4 separate regions of the Mus musculus genome follow, and all the other regions are linked to region 2. The links are chromatin loops, found by intact Hi-C in ENCODE. Cell type or tissue: gastrocnemius. All regions are shown on one strand. Region 1 overlaps Btrc (beta-transducin repeat containing protein). Region 2 has its middle 6.3 kb from the start of Gm29595. Region 3 holds the start of Gm41856 (a long non-coding RNA gene). Region 4 overlaps Btrc (beta-transducin repeat containing protein).

Region 1 (5,000 bases), 57 kb before region 2:
TGGCTCCTGAGGAAGGCATCTGGAGCGGACCTCAGAAACACACAAAATAAAAAAAAGTTACTAAATTGTATTAATTCGCTCAGTATCGTTTCTACTCAGCTTAGAAGCACCTAGCGAAGGAGATCCTATTAGTTTTTTGAGACGTTCACATCAGACAAAGATGTGAACCCAAGCGTTCTGCAATATCACTCACAAAGTCAGCTGGTCCCATTCATACATGCAGCCTGCACACCCAACTAAAAGAGCATTTAAGGCAGCAGATTACAGAGGACGGCGTCCAGGAATTCTTCCTTCCTGTGCATTAATGCTATTCTTCCCATCCAGCAGGTACACGTTCTCCCCATGCCCACCAGCCCTGATTTTAGATTAACCTTGACTGGACTCAAACACGATGACATTAGAGATGGTCTCATTTTTTTTCTTATCTTGAATTTCAAATCCAGCACAAGAGCATTGGGCAGTTTCTGCCTCTTATTTCCTGGAATCCTCATTGGAGTACAACAAAGCACCATATTTAAATGTTCATACAATAAAAAGCAGGCTCTCAACCTTATCTGAACTAAGCTTAGCCTCAACCCGAGGATGCTCCCATCTCTGCCTCCTACATGTTAGGAATACAGTTATGTGTTGTTATATTCAGCAATGTTCACCTTGTCATGCTATTTTGCTTACTAGCTATTTAAAAAAAAAAGTGTCTTAGCCAGGATGTAGTGGTATATATGCCCTTAATCCCAGCACTTGGGAGGCAGAGGCAGCTGGATACGTTTGGGGCCGGCCTGGTCTACAGAGTGAGTTCCAGAACATCCAAGAGTACAGAGAAAACCCGTCTTGAAAAAGAAAATAAAAATAAAGGAGCAAAACAAACAACACATCTTGGGGCCAGGGAGATGGCTCAACAGTTAGGAGCACTGGCTACTCTTTCAGAGGTCCTGAGTTCAATTCCCAGTACCCACATGGTGGCTCACAACCATCTGTAACTGTAGCCTCATGGAATCGGATGACCTCTTCTGGTATGCAGATAGATGCGCATGCATACAAAACATACATATACATAAAATATATTTTTTTAAATCTTAAAATTATTTTCCTGCTTGATCTTGAGACTGGCTGGGAAGGAATACATTTCTCCTGTTTCTTTCTTTTTTTTTTTTTGTTTTTTTTTTTTTTCGAGACAGGGTTTCTCTGTGTAGCCCAGGCTGGCCTCGAACTCAGAAATCCGCCTGCCTCTGCCTCCCGAGTGCTGGGATTAAAGGTGTGCGCCTCCACCGCCCGGCATTTCTCCTGTTTCTTAGACCAAGCACACCTTTTCTTCCTTAGTACATTGTGCTGAGGAGGCCTAGCTCCTCCCCATCAATTTCGTTTGGCTGCTGAGGCCATCTTCCAGCCCGTATCTTTTCTGAGGTTCTCACTCTTGTGGACTAAGAAACGGTCCCTCCGTACCTGCTAATGCTGGATGAGAGAGATCAGCGGTGCAGAATGGTTTGTGCAAACTACTGCTTTCTTCTCACTAATCTGCTTTCAGAAGTTAAAGATTCAGCTTGCACTACCCTTCCCAAGTATCAGAGGGCAAAACCATGTGAATGGTCTACTTGAAATTTGTAGTAACATTAAGAACAATCCATTGTTTAAAAATAAGTACAATGTTCATGTGATATTAATTAAACTCATGAAGCATTCCATTGCATGATGGCTTTCTCAATAAATTTTACATCATATTCTTTAAACCGAAGCTGGATGTGGCGGCATACAACTTTAATCCCAGTGCTTAGGAGACAGAGGCCAGCCTGGTCTACATAGAGAGTCCTAGGATAACCAGGGCTACACAGAGAAACCCTGTGTCAAGAAAGAAAAAAAAGTTTAAAAAATTATCAAGCTTGTTATTAGCAACTAAAATTTTCAGTTTGACTAAAGGATAACCTTCCACTGTGAGTACAGAGTAGTGCATTAATTGCTTGATGCAAGCTCAAATAAAATACCTTCTCTACCTTAAATTTGACTCTGAACGGAAAGACACCATATAGTGGGGTACATGGTACCCGAGGGGAAGCTGTGACTTACTCAGATTCATAATAAGGGTGTGGCTGAGCCGAAAGAGAATTGGAACCCTCCGTCTCGACCTCTCTTACTGAGGTGTCCTTCTTGGCCACTCTCCCAGTTGTGGCCTTTTCTCAAAAAGCAGCCACAACGGCAGGCAAGGCCAAAAGAGAAAGTAGCCAAATGTAAAGGAAAACTTAGCTTCTCCCTGTGACTGACTCAACTTTCATTCATGTGTGGTGCCCTCAAAACTACAAACTAGTACTTAGCCACCTCAGAGTCGGGCACTGTCAACACCTAACTCACAAAGCAGAGCTGAGGGAGTTCAGAACGTTCCTAGGCTAAGGATCACAGGCAGCAGTACGGGGTGATCTCACAATGTCTCTTTATGATTGCTAAGTCTCATTATTCCATAAATCTAATTAAATGGCAGGTTCCTCTTCAGAGCCAACCCTCGAAACCGGAAAACAAAACTGAGCACTTTTCTGACTTACAACTGGAAGCTGGCTGAGGGCATAAAAGCAGTACTGACTTACTCCCATCCTCTCCCCCAAGATTTCAAGGTCTCTGCTCATTTGCTTGTTTGTAAACAGGGTCTCAAGTAGCCCTGGCAGACTTAACTCCTGACCCTTCCGCCCAGTGCTAGGATTACAGACATTCACCACCACACCTAGCTAGCTTGTTTGGTTTTTTTGTTTGTTTATGGTCTGTTGACACAGGGTATAATTCCGTATGTAGCCCAAGCTGGCTTTCACCTGGCCAATACTCCTGCCTCTTCCTCACCATCCTCCTGCTTGTTCTCTTCCTCCTCCTCTCCTCCTCTTCCTTTTCTTTTTTGTGTTTTTCAGACAGGTTCTTACTATGTGCCTTTAGCTATCCTAGAACTCACTATGTAGACCAAGCTAGACTCAAACTGAGATCCACCTACCAGTCCAGATGTAGGCCACCTTCCCCAGCCTGACTCCACTTCTTAAGTACTGGAGAATAAGGTACAAGCCACAATTCCAGACCTGGGGTCTCAATATTTTAGAAGGTCAACACAGGACAGAAATTCAAGAAATGTCTTTTGGCTCAATAGAATTTTGTGAATGACAAACTTGTGTTTCTGAAGGTACGGATACAAAGTAATGTTTTTGTTGTTTGGCTTTTAGAGACAGAAGTTCTCTATGTAGTTCTGCTGTCCCAGAGCTCATACTACCTGGAGCTGGTACTCTAGACAAGGCTGGCCTTGAACTCAGAAATCAGTCTTGCCTCTGCTTCCCAAGTGTTGTTCCCAAGCCACCACAGCCCAGCTAAAATTTTATCTTTTTAATACACTTTATTTATTTATTTATTTATTTATTTATTTATTTTACGTGTATGGATGTTTTGTCTGCATGTATGTCTGTGCATCACCTGTTCACCTGTGTACATGGTGGGGGGGTGGGGGGGGAGTCCAGAAGAGGGTGGACTGGAGTTAAACCACTGTGAGTAGCCATGTGGGTGCTGGGAATCAAGCCTTCATCCTCTAGAAGAGCAGCAATGGTCTTAACTGCTGAGCAGCCTCTCCAGTCCCCAAAATAAAAAGTTAAATTTGACCAGCTTCTATAAATATGAATGGGACAATTTAAAACCTAATTTCAACTAAGTTAGTATCTATGTTTATCAAATTTGTTATGGCATTTTAGGCAAAGGCACAAAAAAACTATTCAACCAAGGAATGCTATTTGAAAGATGGGTTACAATTACTTCTGAAAAAAAACAAAAACAAACAAACAAATAAACAAAAAACCACAAGACTTGATTGAAAATAATGCATTATCCCTAAGACCACCTGTTAAGCTTAAAAAAAAAATCTATGCATCCATCCTTCTTTAGATGTAACTAGAGGCTGGTTTACACCTAGGCTATACAAGAAAGCATCAGATTAAAAGCATCAAATATCAGACTGGTCAAGGTTGCCAAAGACAAGCACAGCAAAGGAGAACCACCATACAAAGTTACAGAAACAGGGCCTAAGGGGTTGACACAGACCCTAAAAATGCAATACTCACTCTGTACTACAACCTAAAACTCACGGGCAACCACCAATCCCGACTTATCTCACTTTCTCTACTCCCTACATCCTTCCTCTGAAATTTCCTCACATCTCATTTCTCCAAGGACTTTCTTCTCACAGAAAGCAATACAGCACCTGGCTTCCCCCACTTTTTACTACCTCACCACTGAAGGCCCAAGTTTTGTTTTGATTTCTCTTATTGGTTATTAACCTTGTCCCCACTCACCTGTAACTACATTTCTTTCATCGCTTTGTCCTTACCACAAATAATTTTGACCCTCTCCTTCAAAACAGAGCACGTATCTCCTTTCTGATATTTGTAATTCTAGCTCACAATCAACACTGTCTTTCTCTCCCAGGAACTGTCACCATAGCCCTAGGTCTGAGTCCTTATCTTCTTAAATGAGGCCTCTTCCAGAGTTTGCCAACATTAGTAGAGCTAACTGGGATTCCACCCTTAGCCCTTAGGCAAAGGCTATCTTCTCAGCCCATCCTACAAAAATACTTGCCTCCCAGCCATGGTTTTCCCACTTTCGCCGTTACAGCCATCAGTTTCCAGCCCTGCCCAGTTTCCCCCTGCCCCCAGTGTCTGTCTTGCCATTATCCTATCTCCACTATTCCCCACTCCTGAGTGCACCTCCTCTCCCAGGCCTTACCCGTAACCCTGACACCGGGAAGGCCCCTGCCAGCGTCCACAGGCGTCTCTCCACCCGGGTTCCTCCGCTCTTCAGTAACTGTCCCCACGCCCCTTTCCCTCTGGGGCCCCGCGCGCCGCCAGGAGCCCCCACCTCGAATGAGCTCCCGCTGTCACTTGGCCTCTCTTCCACAAGATGGCGGAGCTGCTGCCCCCACCCCAGGGTCCCCTCTGTACCCTCCTGCACCCTCCCCCAAGCTCAGGTCCAGTCCCTCCCTCCGCCTCGCCACTGGC
Region 2 (5,000 bases):
GGAGCGGAGGGCTGGGTGCATCCCATAAACCCAAACACCCATCAAAGGCTCATACATATGGAGCGGCGGAGATTACGGCATAAATTTGAATGTTATGAATGTACATGAGGGACAGACAGGAAGCCCACCTCATAAGGGTAGGAAAGGGACCGTTTTTGTTTTGTTTTGTTTTGTTTTGTGCATGTACAAGGGAGCTTTGTCCTCTGGGCTCCTTGGTTGTGTCTCTCCTGCATCCAGTTGTGTCCCGGATGAGAAAGAAAAGGATGTGGGAGCTGTGGACAAGGACGGGCCAGCTGTGCCTATGGGGCTCAGGCACAGGGAGTTTGGCTGTTGGGCCGTCCTTGACCCATTAAGAGAGCAAAATACCTCTGCTGTGAGCATAGCTTTCCCTCACGCCTGACCAACGTGGACAGCAACATCCATTAGAGAACAGGAGAGGCTCACCTTGACTCCCTTTTCTTGCAGCACTAGGAACTGAGCCCAGGACCTCCAACAACACACCAGTCAAGAACTCTACTACTGAGTTATCCTCCCAACCTCTAGTATGGGTAGAGGGATCCTGGAAGACAGCCCGGAGGAAGAAGTCACCATTTGCTACAGAGGGGACAAATGGCTCAGAATGGCAATTCAGGGCCCCCAGCTTTCTGTTTTTAGGTACGCGTTCACACTGCACACGGGGAGTGTGTGAGTGTGTACACACAAGTATACCCTGGACCAGGGCTCAGACCCCTCCATCGTTCCCAACCTGCAGCTGCTCCCAGAGCCGACTCTGTGATTTGTAGTGCAGGCCACCCAGGGACTTTAATCTTCACCGTGACAAATGCAATAAAAGGAACAATTTGGAGATCAGAGCTAAGGAAGACACATTTACAAACCCTTCCCCAAAGGTTGGATGGCGCTGTCACCATGTGATTTGTGCAGGAGATGGAGCAGGAAGGGGGGGAAAGGGGGAGTCGGGGAGCTGGAGAAAGCAGCTGGGCTGGGGAAGAGGAAGCACCCTGTCACTCCCCGCTCGCTGCCGGATCATGGTGGGCGGGGTTAAGCGAGATGGGGGAGGGCCAGACCAATGGGCAGCCACTGCCTCCTCCCCAGCATGATCAAGGAGCACAACTCAATTACCCCAGAAACGTGAAGCTTCAGAGATCCATCTCAGCAGTTCCAGGAGGGGGTAAGAAGAGAGGGGACAGTGGTTGAAGGAGAAAGACAGACTGGCAGAGAGGCACAGTGAAAAGGCATTGTAATGGAAAGCAACGGAGCCCCAACCCACCCCACAGAAGCCCCAGTCTGGGGAAGGAAAAAGGAGGGGTGTTCCCAGCCTATCATAAAGCCCTGGCAGGACTGGGCATAGAGCAAAATGCACAGTGAGATCCAATCTCTGACAAACTTTTGGGGCAGGCAGGCAGGCAGATCAGCTGGGAGCGCTATGGGATGAGGTCAGGCTGGGTCTGAGAACGAGGCTGGCTGGCAGATGAGGTGGTGGCAGCGGCAGGGACTAAGGGCCTTCTCCACATTTCCCTTTCTCTAGCTGTGAAATTGTGCTAGGTTAGATGATTGGGGAAATGTCTGCCTACCTTCCATCTTGGAATCTTGAACAAACGACAGATGACTCAGTGGGGAGAGATAAGGTCGGTCCACTCCCAACTCCCCAGCTGCCTTTCCAGCTGTGGTCATGCTGGTCACTGGCTGGCACAGGATTCTGGTCTGCTGAGGTTTCAACTCTACTAAGCCAAGGTCAGACCCCCAGTCCTGGCCACTCTGCCCAGTTCAGAGTTCAAAGTTCCTCCTTGGCTCTCTAAAACTTGATCATTCTTATGTCCCTCTTGGCCTCCAAGCAAGGCCACCTGTCCCAACCCCACTCCAGCCTTGAACCGGAGATGATCTCTGCCCCAAGGTCTAACTTCCAAGCCTTTTAGCTCCTAAACTATGTCAACAGCTGAAATGCCCTTGTCCTCTTCTCTCCTAACCTTCCTCCTCCACCTGTCTTTGATCTTCCCAAGGCCAATTTCCTATCAGACTGAGGGACCAGAGTCCCATGCCCGGGGGAGGGTGTGATTTCTAGGCTGAGGCATTTAGATCCTCCAAATCATCACTGCCCAATGCTGGCTGACACAGGACTGTCTTCCTCGTCATCTCCAGGGCCAGACCCAGTCCCTGTACCCAAGAAAGTGAGTCTGCCAAGTGTTTGGATAGGAGTGGAGAAGAAGAGACACCAGGGAAGATTGGGTATGTTCTACCTAAAAGTAGTCATCGTAGTGATGACCCAGGGAACACAGAGAAACTAAACCAGCCAGACTGGCTCTATGCAGGCTGATGTCACATTCGGCCCACAGTGATGAGAGCTGAGAGGTATAAAGAGCGGCAGGAGCTGCAGACAAAAGTGTGTTTTGCGTGGTGGCGCATGCCTTTAATCCCAGCACTGGGCAGAGGCAGGCGGATTTCTGAGTTCGAGGCCAGCCTAGTCTACAAAGTGAGTTCCAGGACAGCCAGAGCTATACAGAGAGACCCTGTCTCCAAAAAAAAAAAAAAAAAAAAAAAAAAAAAAAAAAAAAAGTGTTTTGGCTTGGTTTGCTTATTTATGTAAGAAATCACTGCTCAAGAATGAATGGAAGGGGTTGGGGATATGGCTTAGTGGTTAAGAGCACTGACTGCTCTTCCAAAGGTCCTGAGTTCAAATCCCAGCAACCACATGGTGGCTCACAACCATCTGTAATGAGATCTGACACCCTCTTCTGGAGTGCCTGAAGATTGCTACAATGTACTTGCACATAATAAATAAATAAATCTTTAAAAAAAAAAAAAAAAGAATGAACAGAAGGGGCAGGAGACTAAGTTGAAAACAGGCTAGCTTTCCCAAGGTATCTTTGCACCAGAGAAATGGGCTGCAAGTGTGAAAACTTCAGACCACGCGAGTGGCGAGTGCCTCCATATGGACTCCACAGTGGATAGAGGACCTGAAGGAACCTTGTGCTTATAGCTGGATGGGGCAGTTCCCATGGTCCTCTGCTGCCTCCCCCTGGAGAGGGCAGGAAGGGAGTTCTGCCCTCCTTCCAGCCGGATGCAGCTTGCTTTCTCTTCCTCATACCTGCCCCACCCAGCTCCTGGAGTTCAGACACTGGATTAAGGATCGCCAGAGAAGCAGACATGATTGAGATGAGAGGGCAGAAGGAAAGAAAGGGAAGGAGAGAGGCATTGATTTATTGCTGTGAAGGATTGGCTCACAGATCATGGAAGCTGAGAAGTACCAAGATCTGTCGCTAGGAGCTGTCACAGTAGAGCATAGTCTTAGTCCTGAGAACGACAGGTGGGAGTCCTGGTGGGAGGCTGAACCAGCAATGCCACCTCCTAGGGCAGGAGGACAAGCAGAGCTTGGTCTTCTGCTCTTTGTTCAGTGGATTGGATGCTGCCCCTCACCTGAGTGATGGCAGATCTTCCTTCTAGAAGCCGAATGACCAAAAGTGAACATTCTCCTGGGAACACCCTCACAGACATATCCAGAAATAACATTTTATTTATTTTTTTTTTTGTCACATCACACACACAGACGAGACAGACAGAGAACTTAGATATACCCAGCCTTAATGCTCATATGACAGATCCTGGAGTAGGGACTAGTGGAGGGTGGGGGTTGGAAGGTGGAGTGCACCGTGGGAGGTTGGTATGGATTGGGCAGGGAGAACTCAGTCTAGACACTCGTTCAAAGTCTTAAAAACACTTGAGGAGCAAGAGAGTGGGCAAGCATAAAGAGGGAGACTTATTAAGTAGAGAGTCTGAACAGGGGGCCTCCTAGGGGGGAAAGACAGGGCAAGGAGCTCCTCTCAGAATCCTATAGTCAGGCCTTAACCATCTCTGATCTGAGTGAGGGGTGGGCTGGCTCAGGCCTCCAAGGGCACCCTGAGAAGGAGGCCATGAGAATGGTTCATCTTTCTTCCTGTTGGTCAGTGGATAGGGCAGGCAGAGCCTGGGCTGCAGGTCTTCACTTCCACTTCCTCTTCTGAAGTCTAGAGTCGCTCAGACTCAGTCATTGTCTGATGAAACCACGCTACCACACAGAAGTTCGCTACACGCTCCCAAGTGTGTGAAGGAGATCAGACTAAAACATCTGTACCTCACCCCACATCCAGGACTCAGGGGAAGAAGGGTCAAACCAGTGATGTGGCTTCCTGCCCCTGGCTTGGTGTTCTGAGTCTGGTCTTAGAACCTCTTGTCCTTTGGTAGCATTTAAGGTCAGAGTAGGTGGGAGGGTAGATGCGTTGACCGTGGGAGGCCTGCCTCTGTCCCTATCTTTGCCCTGCCAGTTCTCAGTGCCCTTTGGAAGTTTATAGTCATATAAATCGCAGAGTCCCATACCAGGCTTAGAGCCTGTGACTATAAATAGACATGAAGTAAACAAGGTGGCAGATGCAGGGGCTTGGGACAAGACAGAAAATCTGCCCCTCTTCGCTTGGTCAGGGGCCAAGGCACATCCGTGGAAAGGGATAGCTTCTCTCTTCACCTCTCTTCCCCTGACTGCTGGCTTCTGGCTGCCCATGACTCTGGGCTTCTAGTCCTTTCTCTCTGGGGAATATCATCCAAGGCGATTTTCCGCTCCAAGTCTCCCTACTGGCTTGTTCGGTTTCATCTTGGCAAGTCAAGAGGACGGTGGGGTGTCTCCATTACTCTCACTACCCCCGCCCCAACACTCACATGCTGGCTCCTTCCACCTGCTTCATACTCTGTACCCAGTTCCTCTAACAAGTCTAAAAAGGTGTTGCCCCTGCTAACCACAGCTCTACCACCAGGGGTGCCCGGATTCCTCCTCTGCTCTAACAGCGGAAGGGATGTTAATGCTCTCAGGCAGGCAACTTACTAAGAAAACTGGAGAAAGGAAACACAGAATCTCACTTCCTAGCCAATATTCCTTGCCCAAGTACAGATCATAATAGCACACAGATTTCCTGCCATTGAGATTGACTGACAGCTGCCTTGTTAATTGGAGTTTCTTCCCATCACTCCTGGGCTTT
Region 3 (5,000 bases), 230 kb before region 2:
GTTTATTTCAGCAGTTTTACCAAGCCCTACTTAGCTCAGCCCTACATGTGGATATGCAGTCTCCAGCTAGATTTTGTTTTGTTTTTGTTTTTTTGAGACAGGGTTTCTCTGTGTAGCCTCTGCTCACTTTGTAGACCAGGCTGGCCTTGAACTCAGAAATCCGCCTGCCTCTGCCTCCCAAGTGCTGGGATTAAGGGCACCACCACCGCCCAGCTCCATTTTACAGATGGAAAGCCTGAGTCCTGGGCTAGAAAGATGGTTCAGGGGTCAAGAGCATGTATTGCTCTATCAGGTCCCGGTCCCTGAGTTCAATTCCCAGTGCCCACACCAGGCAGCACACGACTGCCTAAAACCCTGGTTCCCAGGGATCCAAAGCCGCTGCCACTGCAGGCATCTGTGCTCGTACATGCCTGTACACAGACAGACACACATGTCCCAGAGAGGTTCTTTTTATTGTCCCAAGTCATGCAACATGTGTCAGAGATGAATGTCACTCAGGTCTCCGTGATTCCGCCCAGCTGATTCCCTTGTTCCGCTCCGCACAGATCTCACTGAGCCTTTTGTCTCCCCTCCTTTCCTCTCGTCCCTCAAATCTGCAGAGAGAGTTGACGCTGACTGCCCTGAAACCAGGGTTCAGTTTGGCTTTGAGACTGGGTTTCACTATGGTAGCCCCAGCTGCCTGTGAAATGAGAATTCAACACAGCCTCCTGAAGGTGGAGTCTTACAGGCTACCCCACCAGTCTGGCTCAAACCTGGGCTTTGATTCGTGAGTTTCCTGCTCTGAGAGAGAATGGCCAGTTGTGTACACCATCATGAAAGAAGGAGTAAAGGCAATGCCACCTCCTGAGGCCTGCCAGAGTGGAGCACACACACGGACAAACCAATATATGCCTGCTCCACCTAGACAGGGCCCTCGGAGTCCTGCCCTGCGACACTGACACGTCTTCTCCTAACTCCCAGCTCCTCGGGGCCTCTGATGGATCCTGTCTCATCCCTTTGACCTTCTTGACATTGTTTGGAATACTTTTAGTTCAGTTTGATCAGGGAATCTGAATTTGGTCAGCCCACCCTCCCTGCTGGCCAGTCAAACACCAAGTTGGGAAGGAATCAACCCTGAGCTGTGTGCTCTCAAGCAGTATAATGGGGACTCTCAGAAGGCCGTTCCAGAAAGAGAACCTTGAACCCTGGGACTGTCCCTCCTCCCTATGGGAACACCCCAGCTTCCCACCCCATAGGTTAAAGACTTGAAGCCCTACTCCACTGCTTTAGAGAATCAAGGCTCTGGTGTCTCAGGACCCCCCTGGCCCTCCTTACCAGAAGAGACCTACCTGGCCTGCCAAGGTCTCTAGGGAGGTGGCAGGTGATGGATGACTGACCCATATGCTCCGAGCCTGGCCTGCCTCAAGTTCAGCTCTCTTGTCCTCGCTCCTCCAGTTTTGAATAGACAAAGGAATTTTCTGGAATCTTGGTGCAAGGAGTGTTCCAAAAGCAGGGGCATGCAGAGCTCCCGGCTGCCCTCCGTCTGTCCTACGGGACGGGAATATCCAGGGCGGGGACAGCGAGCGCGTTTCCTGAGAGGCGCCGGCAGAGGGTGCGCGAGGACCGGCGAAGAGGTCCGCTGCTAAGCCGGGCGAGCTCTTGAGAGGAGGGCCAAGCCACGCTCCTCTAGGACCCGGGCGCTAGGGAAAGGGTCCGGCTCCTCGAGTGCAGGTCCCGCCCGGTGCAGACGCAGATCCACTCCCTTCTGAGGGCGGAGAGACCCTTGCAGCATCCGTCTGGAGTAGGGAGGGACTGAAGTGACCGAGGAGAGAATCGGGTGAGACTTCTTCTCAGACTCATCTCGGGTCAGGACTCCGTGCCTCAGTTTCCCCTTCAGGATTTCTGTTCTTGTTGATGGAAGCTATAACCTGGAAGAGCTATGAGGGAGATGACCGAGGACAATCTGGTTACCCTTTTCTTGGCGCAGCCATCTAAACACACTTCAGCGGTGAAAGAGATGGACGGAGACAGGAGAGAGTGGCCGAGGGACAGGCACGCTGGGCAGCCCGGGGTTGGGAGGGAGCCGAGAAGGACGGTCACAAGGGCTGGGGCGGGTCCCTATGAGCCTGAGGGACGTCTGCTGCTACCCTTCCGGGCCGCGTTCAGCACTGACTCCTTCGCTCCTCTAGTCCCCCAACTTCTCCCCCCCCCCCGCCCCCGCCCCCCCCCCCCCCCCAGCGGCGGTGATTTATGGCTGGGCCAGACCTGGCGACCTTGGACGGATAACTAATGACGGGTCAATAACGCTACAGAAAAAGTGAAGTGAGAGAGAGCCGAGGCCCATCCCTTCTGCCCCCTTCCCATCCTCCACTTGGTGTCATTACTGAAGCCTCCTTGCAAGGGTGGGAGGCTCCCCAAGGCCAAGACCTTGACAGGTCTGGTGGTTAAGCCAGCTGAAATGGGGGTGGGGTGAGACCTGAACACACTGCAGAAACCCCAAGGGGAGGGCCACTTGTGTGGGTCCTAGGAGGAAGTCAGTTTCTGAGAAAGTAAAGGCATTTGAAATTGCTCCAGGCACGCCAGAAGGAGCCTTGGGAGGAAGGCTGTGCGGTAGTCAGCTGGCCCCACTTCTCCCTGTCTCTTTTCTTCGGCCAGTTCTCTATGTCCTCTCGCTCCTTTCCTCACCAGCTCCCAGGATGTCAGTGTTTGCTTCTGTTTTCCAGACACTTTGCCCGGGGTGGGAGTGGGGGTGGGGGTGGGGGTGGGGGTTTCCTGTTTGCATGAGAACTGGGGTGGCTGGGCATCTGAACTCATGTCTGCATTATCTGGGGAATGGACCAGTGCCTCCTTTTCTTAAATCTGCCAACTTCTTCGACCCTGTTTGAGATGCCCAGCTCCCACTTTATTTTAGAGCCCTGGGTGGATGTAAACAATCCAGACCTGCCTCGAGTTCCTGCCTCTCAAACAGCAGGCAAAGGCAGAGCCTAGGTGCCAATGTGGGCTTTTCTGTCTCCTGCCTGTGTGGGGACACCTTGAAGGGCTCTCACTGAGGACGCAGCAGAGGGAGATTCTGAGGCCTGCCATCTGACTCAATGCTTTAAACCATAATCTCCCCACTCCTCCACCCCAGGGTCCTGGTCCTTCCCCTGCTGGCTCCCCCTTAACTGTTGTCAGCTCTGACTCCAAAGAAGATACCCAAAGACACAGAGACAAGAACATTCTGCATCTAGATTAAACCTGTTAAACCCACAGAACTGCCTTGGACGTGCAGGGCAGTGGGAGTGGCCTCGTGCCTGAGGGTGCCAGACAGTCTCTGTGTCACAGGTGGACTCCTGTGGGAACATCTATCAAGGCATTTACAGATTCATTCAGTGGACCAAGAGCACATGGATGGATGCCCTGTGCTGGAGGAGCAGGGGCCACACCGAGGAGTCCGAAGGACAGCTATGTAAAGGGAGTGGCAAAGGCATCGACACAGGAGGCAGTGGTCCTAAATGTCCACCCATCCCTTATTCCACCTCCAGCCTTTTCCCTTTTCTAAGCCACAGGCACCACTTACTGCTCTCCAAACCTCTGTGCCACCTCATCCTGAAAACCTCAGGGGTCCCAGCTCCAGGTTTAGCTGCTTAATATTCAAGGTCCATCAAAACATAGGATACCCTGTTTAAAAGTTATAAGGAGTTTCGTGATGGAGATAGCAGAACTAACATAGCAGGCTCGAGCTTCTTGGGATTGCACAGGGTGTCCGTGAAGTGAGCCCTGCTTGCCTTCCATCCAGTGACATGATGCTGTACTCTCTCTCAGTCCTCCTGAGCCCCCTGCTACAGAACCTGGGAAAACCTTCCTCTTGTCGCTGGTACCACTCACCTGGACTCCAAGCCCCACCCCCTAACCCTGCTTCTCCCTACATGCCTCTGCTGCTATATCTCTTGCTTGGAACTCAATTCCTCTAGAAAATTCCCTCCTTCGGCCGTCTCCTCCAGGAAGGCTCTTGATTTTCCACATAATAAACGACGCATTGGGTCAAAGCACAAATCACTCTCACGTTCACTCATAGCCATTTGTCTGGCCCCTCCAGCAAGCCTAGCGTTTTAGATGACGGGATGGTGCCCTATTCATCATCAGAGCTCTGCCAGTGCCAGCTGACACCTGCATGGCGGGGGCTCAGTTAATATTTGTTGATGCGGCTGCGGACATCTTCTGCCTGTGTGTTCAGGTTTGGACTCCTGTATACTGAGCAGCCTGCCAGGCCTGTGTACAGGCACACACATCTCTGCTGTACGCGTCCAGATGTCGGTACCGTGTGTGTGCAGTCATACAAGGAACACACGCACACTGCAATCTAAGTGTGTTCTCTTCCATCCCCCTTTTAAGATGGGGTCTCTTCTGTATCTCTGGCTGACTTTGAACTTGATAAGTAGCTGAGGGTGACCTTGAACCTCTGACCTTGCTCCTTTACTTCCCAAGTGCAAGGATTACAGACCTGTGCCAGCATCCTAGTTTATGCAGTTTTAGAGTTCAAACCCAGGGCTTCAGGCTTGCCAGGAAAGCACATACTAGACCAACTAAATGACATCCCAGACTCTTTCCTGTTTTGCTTGTTTGTTTCAATTGGGTCTGGCTAAAGCATAGGTTGCCTGGAACTCTCCACCCTCCTGCCTCAGTTTCTTTAGTGCTAGTAATAGAGGTGCGCACCACCACTCCTAGCTTGTAAACCGTCTCTGCAGGAATGTGCACGAATCCGAGGGGCGTGGGTACGTGTGGCTCTAAGCTTGAGTTTATGCTGATAGCTATGTACCCAGATCCATGAGGCAGTAAAGGACGTGTGTGTGCCTGGCCCTGCGAGGTTGGGGTTGTGCCTGGACAAGAGCCGCAGGTGCACCGTGCAAGGACACAGGCGGCTGGCGCGTGTGCAGGCCATGTGTGTGCACAGCTGCGTGTCCTGGCAGGCGGGACGCCCCGTGCGCCCCCTGCGCCCGCTGAGCGCGCTGCTTTGTTCCTCCGCCGCGGGCGGCCGCGTG
Region 4 (5,000 bases), 120 kb before region 2:
AGTGTTACTATAAAATACAAATTTTGCATATTAAAGTATTTTTCTTACTAAAATTTCAGTCTTTGATAAATTCACCATTTGAGTAATATCAAAATAGTGGAGGTTGGGCTGGAGAGATGATCAAACAATTAAGAGTATATTTGCTTTTCCAGAGGACCTGCATTCGATTCCCAACACCCACATGGCAGCTCACAACTGTCTGTAAACCCATACTCTAATACAAACATAAATGCAGGCAAGACACCAATACACATAAAATAAAAATACATTTAAAAAAAAGCAATGTAGGTTTGGGGCTGGTGAGACAGCTCAGCAGGAAAAGCCCGACTTTAACCCCACAAAGAGAGGAGAGGAACCTGTGGCAAGCTGTCCTCACCTCCACATACACGCCCTACACATATGGAATTCAAAATTTTAAAAATCTAACCAATAAACAAACACACACACAGTGGGTGAACTTGTATTTGCACAGCAACATCATGCCATGGTCGGCAGTGGGGAAGAGTGTCACTGTGGTCAGCAGCAAGGAGCAGACAACGCCACTGTCCACTCATACCTGTCCATAACCGCTTTCCTGACTTCCTGCTGCAGACACAGATGAGAGGCCTAACGTGACTCTTCCTCATGTTGGGGTTCTCCATAAGCCCTGAGACCCACGTACTGACTCGACTTTACCCTCACAGCTTGTTTCTGTTTCAGTGTTAGGTTCATTTGGCTTTGCTGGCGCCACTTCTCTTTAACATTGTCCCTTTTTATGTGCTTAAGGCCACTACTTCCAACCCTATGAATGAAAGCGGACAAATAGGGGAGAAAGGAATGAACTGTGAACACCTCAAACAAGAAAGGTTGCTTAAAAAACTAAGTGTCACATTCTGACAGTTCAATATTTCATGACCAATACAAGGAATGTGCAACGGCACTGCAACTTTAAATCTTCGCCTCTGTGTCAGTCTCTCTCTCTCATTGTAATGCCAAAGGGAACAGCAATCAGAGTGGAGATGTTCAACGTGATGGAGGTCAGGACACCATCGGATCAACGTGCCAGAAACACGACCTTGTTTATTTTTTTCCCCAGTATTATTGTTTACAGGGTGCTTTGCCCGTGTACCTTGTGGTTCTTAGCTAAAAGATGAAATTACAGCCCAGGATGAAGCGCTCAGGCACACATCCAATTTGTGTTTCCATCTCAGAAAACAAAAAGCTTCTAAGGCCCTCAGGCTGCCATTCAAACTTGGAGGCTGACATTTTTAACAGCATGAACCAGAGAATGGCAGAGAGAATGATCTAATGCATTTCTGACTTGTCAATCAAAGATCTCACCTCTGCTGTCTTGTAAACAGTTGGGGGCCATCTAACTACATTCATAAACCTACGGAGAGCTTCCTGCCAGCTGGGGTGCTGGAAGCACATGCTCTGGCTTCCATCACCAAAATCATGATTCAGTTTTATAATCTCGCTGCAAATAGCACACAGGCACATTTCCAGGACTACTGAAATAGAACCAGAGCAGGGAATACAAAAGAGATTTTGGTCAAACAGTGATTTTCAAGCTGTTGGATTCCTGTATCCATCTTATCCTCATTTTACTAATTTCCCTCAAAGGACTGTACTATGCTACAGTTGATATGCTTAAAAAATTAACAACCTGCTACTTAAAAAAATCGAGGGGAAATACATTAATATTAAACTAGAAATGTCCCTTATGGTTTACTATCAGTAAAGAAAGTCATACAAAGTAGTGACTTGTGCAAAAGATAGAAATTACATTGCTGTTAAACTACAGCAGCTTCATTTAAATTAAGCTAATGAGGGGCTTTCATTCAAATATAAAGCTTTTGGCTCTTATGGATGAACCTTTACATTTTCTAGCTTGAAGTGGCGAGTAGGTTTATGTGTAGCGTGAAAATCTAAGGGGACTGCTAACGCCTCGTGCTTTCACTTAGTCCTGACTATATGGACCAACACATAAAAACCAAGCTGACTTTAAAGTTCACGTATGAAAAGGAACAGCTGCCTTCGTCATGCAAATTTTACAGGTCACAGAACTCCAGCTTAACTCATACGAAGACACAGGCAGTAGCTCTTCACTGTACACCTAAAGACCTTAAGGCCAGGTGACAGATCACCCAGCAAAAGAAGATAAACTGCAAAACCCTTCTCCTGCTTTCTAAATAACTATCTCAAAACATAACATCCCTGGTCTCCAGAGAACTGTGTGTAAGGATGCAGAAAAGCTCAGAAGAAAAACAAACTCACATGCACCAGCTCCTAATGGAAATGTGCTACAGTGCATAGGGTCCTCTGAAGCCAGTCAGGAGTGCACGCTCTTGGGTTGCTCACATGCTTGCTTGTTAATTTTAAATAAAGCATTCTTTTTTTTTTTTTAAAGATTTATTTATTATTTTATGTAAGTACACTGTAGCTGTCTTCAGACCCACCAGAAGAGGGCGTCAGATCATGGTGGTTGTGAGCCACCATGTGGTTTCTGGGATTTGAACTCAGGCCCTTCAGAAGAGCAGTCAGTGCTCTTAACTGCTGAGCCATTTCTCCAGCTCAAAGCTTTCTTAAAACACCCTGGCATAAATAAATGACAAAGAAAGAGTTTCCTGAATAATGCCTGCCTACCACCGCCTGCCTAACACGGAGACTCTTTATCTCCACAGGATGGAGGCAAAAACATTAACAAAGGACCACAGTGGAAGAGGAGTGCATAGCCTTGGCAGCCACAGACCCACCCAACAATTCCTGACCAGCACAGAAAGAACACACATACAACCATGGCCTCTGTATGCACAAAGAACGGAAATAACTGGGAATCTTCGAACATAAAGAAACAACATGCCTCTCTCAGAGGACACAGATTAGTCTAAGTGCCCACAGAGAGGATCTGTCACTTAGGTAGGGCACCTCCAAAGGCCGCCGCCACCCTCTTCCCACCAGGTCCATTCCTATGGTTTGCATCCCTGGCATCTGCACTATCATCTGCACTATCATCCCCTTCACAAGGTTCTGACCAAGTAAAAACACTTGAGGGAAAGCAAATCCATTACTATTGAATATATCTAAACAAAGGAATAAATACTTTGAGAAGATTTTTACTTTTCACATCCATCATGAAGAATAAAAATGTTTCAAGGAAATCTGATTTGTCTCACAAGATGATGATTTTGGCATATTCTAAACACCAGATAAAGTCATACATTATCCCATAAGTGCACATTAGCTACACTTGGACATGTCAAAACACTCAGCAACTGAGGATTGTGTTTTTAACAAACCTGAAATAAAATAGTTCAACAACCAAGCAAGTAGCTGGAAAGGCAATCAGCGGAAGATGTCACTTCTCCAATACAGGTTATTTTCAAGATAAGGCAAAAATGTAGCCGAACTTGGGTCATTTTTACTTTTAACACTTGAAGTACACATAAAAGATGAAAGTAACATTAGATTTCAATGTACCCAATACTTTAAAACAATTTCACTATATTTTTTTATAATTTTGTGTTTCACCTACACACACACACACACACACACACACACACACACACACACAGGGTGCGGGGTGGGTGGGAGTGTCAGCATTCTTAACTGTCACAGACCTGGAGTGACTCTGGTTGCCAGGAAGCTTCAGCCATTCCCCTGCCTCCGCCCCTCCACACTGCTTGGATTACATGAGGCTACTTAGTGGATGCTGATTTGAAGCCACATCTCCTCATGCTTACATAGCAAGCAATCTTGCCCTCCGAGCCATCTCCTCTGCCCCTCGCTATAAAAACATCTTCAAAAATATATTTCTAACATTTCGCACATATGCTTTAAAATTGGACTTTAGTCTTAAGTCCAAAGATTCATCAATATGTTGGCTTTCAACCTTTCTCTAGCCTGATGTTCATTGTACTCAGCACTTCAACTTTGCTCCGTTCTTTTACAAAGTAAGGGTACGCTGCAATCAACAGTCAAATGCTCATCCAAATACACGCTGCACCGCAGATAAAGACGTAGACACCATTGAAACTGAATGTTCAGTCAGTTGGCTGGCAATGGCGGTCTTTAATAGCCTAAAATGTGCATTTGTTCATGAACAAGAGTCCAAATTCAGTATACAGAATCCAACTCAGAGGGGACCAGCACAGTGAGTTGTAAGAAAGCCAAATGTATGAAATCTGAGGACTTCCCATAAATCAGACTCGGCATGTTTTTCTTTTCTCTGTGCAAATGTGTGATGTCTGGAATGACTGTTAACTGTCATGGTTTCTTTCTGAATGCAGAGCATCTGTATGCTGTATAGGAGGGGCCACCACAATACTATGCCTCCTCTCCTGACCCTGGATTGTTATTGGATAGTTTTCTTCAAATTATCTAAGTCTGTTCATTCACTGATTCACCAGAAGTATGAAATATTACTTTTGACAATGGGAGAATAAATGAAGAAAAAACATAGTTCAACCTTCAAAGAATTCAGTCTTGCAGAAGACAAAGACACAGATAATCAGAGCAGCACAGAATAGCTGTGGCAGCACATCTCTGCTGCTGCATATTCTGGGCACAAATGTGTGGCTTGCCTGAGAGAGAAAGGAGAACAGATCTGGAAAAACCTTAATCCTGTCTCAACCTGAACACAATTAACGATAGAGTTACTGAGAAAGGTGGACATCCCCAGGCAAAGGCAGATGGGGTAGGTGTGTGGAAGGCCTCAGATGGCGTGATTAGAGAACACAAAGGCAGGTGTCCTGGAGTTTGGTCAACACGGCTATTTTCAAACAGTGGGACTCCTGTACTCATGCTGCACTGTAATTGCAGTAGTTGAGAATTATATGAAAGGGAGAGTTGTGAAGTAGAAGCCAGGTTCAATCTTCACTCAGCCTAAAACCATGTAAGCAACCGTCCACAAAATAGAGAGTGGCCGCTCTCATCAGGAACACCAGCTGCGAGCTGTGGCCTGGGCAAGCACGTAATTTACCTGAAATTCCGAAGTGCTAACTAATATTGGTAAAAATGTT

What was found. Peaks named below come from ENCODE experiments on the same cell type or tissue, not always from the same donor. Only the 100,000 strongest peaks of a DNase experiment are listed, where the experiment ranks them.
Region 1: it touches region 2 in a loop (4-fold over the local background); 11 of 42 quality-filtered maps call a loop at or near these places.
Region 3: it touches region 2 in a loop (5-fold over the local background); 24 of 42 quality-filtered maps call a loop at or near these places.
Region 4: it touches region 2 in a loop (3-fold over the local background); 26 of 42 quality-filtered maps call a loop at or near these places.

What each region holds. Positions count from the first base shown.
Region 1 is chr19:45,364,003-45,369,002 of GRCm38, reverse strand. All of the region lies in intron 1 of Btrc (beta-transducin repeat containing protein), which reads right to left. Among named protein-coding and RNA genes, the nearest start is that of Btrc, 2.8 kb to the right of the region's middle. In gastrocnemius, a CTCF peak has its summit at 4,832; no DNase peak of the experiment used is centred here; H3K4me3 peaks cover 1,268 bases; H3K27ac peaks cover 2,120 bases.
Region 2 is chr19:45,307,140-45,312,139 of GRCm38, reverse strand. No RefSeq gene overlaps it. Among named protein-coding and RNA genes, the nearest start is that of Gm29595, 6.3 kb to the right of the region's middle. In gastrocnemius, CTCF peaks have their summits at 3,017 and 4,773; DNase peaks (open chromatin) are centred at 1,027 and 4,586; H3K4me3 peaks cover 2,200 bases; H3K27ac peaks cover 4,587 bases.
Region 3 is chr19:45,541,780-45,546,779 of GRCm38, reverse strand. Gm41856 (a long non-coding RNA gene) reads left to right here and starts at 1,747. Exons shown (of 2, transcript XR_001782646.2): 1 at 1,747-1,816; 2 at 3,110-4,014. It overlaps Gm19639 (a long non-coding RNA gene), which reads right to left and starts at 3,119. Exons shown (of 2, transcript XR_386758.2): 1 at 1,329-3,119; 2 at 434-679. In gastrocnemius, no CTCF peak of the experiment used is centred here; DNase peaks (open chromatin) are centred at 1,593, 2,070, 2,429 and 4,980; H3K4me3 peaks cover 1,563 bases; H3K27ac peaks cover 679 bases.
Region 4 is chr19:45,428,870-45,433,869 of GRCm38, reverse strand. All of the region lies in intron 2 of Btrc (beta-transducin repeat containing protein), which reads right to left. Among named protein-coding and RNA genes, the nearest start is that of Btrc, 68 kb to the right of the region's middle. In gastrocnemius, a CTCF peak has its summit at 2,443 (motif pointing right); no DNase peak of the experiment used is centred here; H3K27ac peaks cover 1,965 bases.